Regions from separate parts of the Homo sapiens genome. Here region 1 is linked to region 2. Evidence: chromatin contacts called from ENCODE Hi-C data. All regions are on one chromosome and are shown on one strand. The core of a region is the stretch at or near the end of the contact, and the rest is flanking DNA. Distances in the headings are between cores, read along the strand shown. Region 1 overlaps OTUD5 (OTU deubiquitinase 5). Region 2 overlaps SLC9A7 (solute carrier family 9 member A7).

Region 1 (2,700 bases), core at 164-2,663, 2.2 Mb before region 2:
GAGCCACCGCATCCGGCCAGGACACATTCTTTTTATGATCCTAGGATCCTTAGCTTCTTAGCTTGGTTGTCAACTGGCTGGATGACCTTGGCTGTGTTCCTTGACTTCTCTGGACCTTACCTCCTCCAAGTAGGAGCACGTGGCCCTCTGTTGTTGGGAGTCTTGAGGCAGGTGGCTTTCTGCCTTCTGTTCCCCTGGATTATCTTCCTATAGGGTCCTACCATTTGCTTTAGAGACTTCTGAGAATTGCCTACTCCCCAGGTAGCTGCCTGCCTGCCATTGGTTCCCCTGAGTTAAGCAATATCCATTGCTTGCGCTCAGTTCTCTCCCACCTCCTCTTATTGGGGATTCATGAGCATCATTGAAGGCTTGGGTGGAGTGGAGGTGGGAACCTGAGCCTCAGAGGTATCCTGTGGCCCACCCTGTCCCTGTTATGCTCAGATAACCTCCTCCTGGAAACATGACTCTGCATCTCTCCCTTGCTCCCTCCCTCCATGTGGCTTTGACTCAGCAGAAACCTCTAACCCTGACCAGGGTCCTGGTGCTAGCTTCTGTGGGCAGAGTGAAGGCCACATGGTTGTTTCTACATGGGCCATGGGGGAGTGGCAAGGGCTGTGCATGTTACCACGATGAGGCCCAGAAACATTAGCTAGGCCCACTCTTCTGGGCCTTTTGGTCTTGGAACATCAGCACTAGGAGGGATGGATCTGAGATCAATTTTGATTGTTTTATAAATGGGGAAACTGAGGCCTCAAGAGAAAGCCAAGACCCTACCCTATCTAGGTCATACAACCAGTGTCAGAACATTGGTATTTGAGGTTGAACCAGGCCACAGAAAGAAGATTCCCACGGGCCATTTCCTGTACACCAGCTTCCTTCAGCCTCTCCCGTGTATCCTTCAGGTTTCTCATCCTTGCAGTGGGAATCCTTGAGCAGAGGAGCACACATCTCAGGAACCAGACTATCCAGTGGGATGAGTTCTGTCTCTCCCACTGAGGGTATGCTAGTTGGGGTAGTTGGGGCTACAGACCAGGTCACACCACAGCTGCTTGACAGGCAAGTGAGACCTTTGTCCTGGCTCATCTCCTCAGGAGATTGGTTCTCAGTGGGGCCAGGGTTCCCACTGGACCAGGAGGGTAGTGGGGAGCAGACCAGGTCCCTGTCTCCCTCTGCAGCTGTGTGTACACACGTTAGTGTGGTTTGTTTTTAGGTTCCCTGTAGACACCTAGCTTCCTTTTTTGCCCTTAGCGGAACTTGCTGTGGCTCTTCTGGGAGGCAGGCAGCTACCTGGGGAGTAGGCAGTTCTCAGATGTCTCTAAAGCAAATGGTAGGACCCTATAGGAAGATAATCCAGGCTCTCATGTCTTGCTTCTTAACATAAATCTGGGTACATTATTGGTTACATTACATTAGTTACATAAGGACTTCCCCCGGGCAACAGAGGAGAGAGGTTGAGGCTAGTCTGTTAGAGCTCTTGGTTATTTCCCCTGCCCTCCACCTACCCTGCCAGAGGCCAGGAAGGAGGTTGGTGGGGTAGGGGGTCCCTCAGTTTATAGAGCCTCACATCTTCAGTCTTTCCTGAAGTGGCAAGGGCATCTACTCATTGAATGTGATAGTTCTCTGTTGTGGGATTTGTTGGGTGAGCATTTGGCCTCAGGGAGCATCTTTGGCAGTCTCTGCTGTATGTGTATACACATGTGCATTTCTATACTGGTGTCTCTGTGTGTCCAGAAAAAGGAAAGAAGTGGGGTGTGTATGGGGAGGGTAAGGTTCATATTGGCCTCTGTGGCCCTAGGGAGAGATGCAGCCCCTGATATCTATAATCTCTGCCCTCTCCCATGCCTTTCCTGGGTTCTAGCTGATTCCTGCTTGTGCTGGTGTGGAAACTGAGGCACACAAGATCAGGTCCTGCCCCAGGGAGTAAGGTGACTAAGATGGTGGCTGGATTGGGGTGAAGGTGGTAATATCAGCTGGGGCCAGCAGTTACCCTTTGAGAGCCTGGCCTCCCCTTCACTCCCCCTAAATCTGTGATCCCAGGCAAGCTTTGCCACATTTCTGTGTCTCCTGGGTAAAGTAAGAGTGTTTTGGTAAGGATAGAATGAGTTGGAGTGTGAAAAGTCTTTGGTGTGGGACCAATTGTAGTATTGTACTGAGGATTTCTGAGCCCTGTTTGAGATGGGAACAGAGGTAGAATGGTGGGGGACCCCCTTCCAGCTGGCCTCTGGGAGGGGAGAACAGGTGCAGATTGCCCACAAGTGCAGCGTCAGCAAGAGGAGGAGTTTCAGTTTCTATCAAAACAAGTTCTCTGAATTCCCCTACCTCTGCAGGTCATCCCCCCAACCTCAGACCCCTCCACAGGGAAGTCAAGCCTGGCCCCCAGCCCTGTGTGCCAGCCTTCTGGGAAGAGGAGGGCTTTCTGGAGGACAGAGGTGGAGCTAGGAAAGTCAGAAAAACGAATTCTTTTTTTTTTTTTTGAGACAGAGTTTCGCTCTTGTTGCCTAGGCTGTAGTGCAGTGGTGTGATCTTGGCTCATTGCAACCTCCACCTCCCGGGTTCAAGCGATTTTTCTGCCTCAGCCTCCCAAATAGCTGGGATTACAGGCATCCACCACCCTGCCTGGCTAATTTTTTGTATTTTTAGTAGAGATAGGGTTTCACCATGTTGGCTCGGCTGGTCTTGAACTCCTGACCTCAGGTGATC
Region 2 (2,700 bases), core at 108-2,607:
AGCGCAATGTCTGATATATAGTACATGCTCAATAAGTATTAATTTGCTTGATGAATGAATCTCTTTCAACAAATTTATCTTCTAGTTTGCCAGTTCTCTCTTTACTGTGTCTAGTCTGCTGTTGAACTTGAAAATGAAATAAAAATGCTAAGGTCATGTTTTTCTTTTCCAGGATTTCTATTGGTTCTTTCTAAACTCACAATCCTCTACTCCACACTACACTCCTTAACCCTTTCCCTGCCTTATTTTTAGCCATAGCACCTACCGTATTCTAACATACCATGTAATCTACTTATTTTGTTTCTTATGTTTCTTCCCTTATTAGAAATATAACGAAGTCCAGAAAAGCAGGAATTTGTATTTGTTTCGTTCACTGACATATATCTCCAAACACTAGAACAGTGCCTGGGACATAGTAGGATCTCAAAAAATATTTGTCGGGGATCTCAAAAAATATTTGTCGGGGATCTCAAAAAATATATGTGTTGTCCATAAGTATGGAGGCAATAGTGAAACCTGCCAAATTAGATTGGGGTGGAGATGAGGTCCTTGTAGAGTCCAGTAGGAAATAAAATTTGGGGAGGGGCTTCATTATGGCCAGATTATATAGAGCATCCTGTGTTGAGGGGAGGTTTGGGGCTTCAACGTAGTAGGCATGTATATTATTTACAAAGCTGAGCCAAATATCCATAATTTACTTGTCATCTGGGAGACATCAGGAAATAGCAGAAAGAACTCTGGCTTTGGAATTGGAAGTATGCAAGTTGGAATCCTACTTCTACAGTTTACCAGCTATGTGGTCTTAGGGCAGTTACTTACTCTTGAAGATCCAGTTTTTTTTTTTAACTGTAAAGTGGTGTTAATAATCCCTACCTCATAAAGTTGTGGTGAAAATTAAGAGATAATATTGTAAGTAAAACCCCTAATACAAAGTGGGTGCCCAGTAAGTAGTTCTTAGACTACACTGACTGATTTGAAACTATTAGCATACTAAAATGTACTTTTTCTGTTTGGGGCACATTACTTAGAGTAGTAGGAAGAAGCAGAAAACATTGAGTATAGTATATTGAGGTAGAGTATTGTAACTGTGGTTTAGGAAAAATAACTACCAACTGTGAGTAAAAATGAAAAGGAAGATACTATATTTGGGTGTTTTACAGTCACGAAAAAAAAAAACCCACAGAAATAACTAGTATCTTTTCACTTCTCCAAAACGTTTTGAAACCTTGAGTTAATTAAGAAGGGAGAGGAAAATCCCCTAATAATACTAGAGTCACTAATAGTGTGGTCTCTGAAAGTACCGAACCACAGGGAAGTCACCGGGTTCTGGAGGAGATCAGCTTTCCTGGAGTGGTCCAGTCCTCATGGATATTCTCTTCTGGGTAGGACCTGCATGTTGACATGAACCTAGGGCACTAACTTGACCCTCCGCAGAAAAAACTTTCAATGTTAAGTCCTCTGCTTGCTAAAGGTCACCCAAGAATATTTCTCCTGGAGAAGCCTTGTGCATTTTCTTTTCTTTTCTTTTGTCTTTTTTTTTTAATTTTTTTTGAGATGGAGTTGTACTCTTGTTGCCCAGGCTGGAGTGCAATGGTGTGATCTCAGCCCACTGCAACCTCCACCTCCCGGGTTCAAGCGATTCTTCTGGCTCAGCCTCCCAAGTAGCTGGGATTACAGGCGCCCGCCACCATGCCCAGCTAGTTTTTTGTATTTTTAGTAGAGACAGGGTTTCACCATGTTGGCCAGGCTGGTCTTGAACTCCTGAGCTCAGATGATCCACCCGCCTCAGGCTCCCAAAGTGCTGGGATTACAGGCATGAGCCACCATGCCCAGCCTGCCTTGTGCATTTTCTATATAACTGGTTGTTAAAGATGTTATCCTTTTTTGCTAATTGACCCATGGATAAGGGGCCATCTGACAGCTTTGAGAATTTAGGATTAAGCAAACATTTATTTCTCTTAACTGGTTATTCCCTCTTATCAGATTATGAGAATTAAATAGCACACAATGCTTCCTTTTTGTTTCAGTTATCAAGAAACTCAGAGCACCATGTAATGCTTGATTACAATAACAAAAAGTCTAGGAGGACCATAAATTTACTTCCTCCTTGTATGCTATAGTTCAGTACTGTCGTTTTCTATTTTAAGTGGCTTGCTGTGTAGAGCATCTTAAAGGCTTTACAAAATAGCCTGAGTATACCTAATTTGGCATTTGACTAATTTAACATTTCCCCAGATGTGACTCAAACATTTTGTAAATGTAGTGAATTTAAAAGACCCAGGTGTCTAGCAGTAGGGACATGGTTTAATAAACTGTGGCATATTAATACACTGCATTTAGAATTTTTATCTTAAATTCTAAAGCAAATCTGTCACTGAGCCCTTATACAAGACTCAGTGCACAATGTATAACTGAACAGCAGTGAACATGAATGAATTTATGTTTCAACGTGAGTAACTGATATGGTTTGGATATTATTTGTCCCCTCCAAATCTCATGTTGAAATGTGACCTCTCATGTTGGAGGTGGGCCTGGTTGGAGGTGTTTTGATTAATGGGGGTGGATCCCTCATAAATGGCTTGGTGCCATCCCTGCCACTAATGAGTGAGTTCTTGATCTGTTAGTTCAGGTGGGATCTGGTTGTTTAAAGAACCTGGCATCTCCCCACTCTCTCACTTGCTCCCTCTCTTCATGTGACAT

What was found. A loop is a pair of places that touch in the nucleus more often than their neighbours do. Pooled maps may share reads with other maps.
Region 1: a loop to region 2 is called in a map with no recorded cell type, with 10 times the contacts of the local background. The contact joins two enhancer-like sites. A Hi-C loop is called at or near these places in 3 of 37 single-sample maps with no recorded cell type and 3 of 50 pooled maps.

The regions. Positions count from the first base shown.
Region 1 is chrX:48,938,469-48,941,168 of GRCh38, reverse strand. All of the region lies in intron 2 of OTUD5 (OTU deubiquitinase 5), which reads left to right. Among named protein-coding and RNA genes, the nearest start is that of OTUD5, 18 kb to the left of the region's middle. RefSeq lists cis regulatory regions at 215-715, 1-1,040 and enhancers at 605-864, 1,995-2,044, 2,055-2,554. Within about 2 kb of position 1,413, at least 6 of the 41 ENCODE cell types and tissues checked have a DNase peak (open chromatin) inside an H3K27ac peak, as active enhancers do.
Region 2 is chrX:46,712,353-46,715,052 of GRCh38, reverse strand. All of the region lies in intron 1 of SLC9A7 (solute carrier family 9 member A7), which reads left to right. Among named protein-coding and RNA genes, the nearest start is that of SLC9A7, 45 kb to the left of the region's middle. RefSeq lists an enhancer at 809-908. Within about 2 kb of position 1,357, at least 3 of the 41 ENCODE cell types and tissues checked have a DNase peak (open chromatin) inside an H3K27ac peak, as active enhancers do.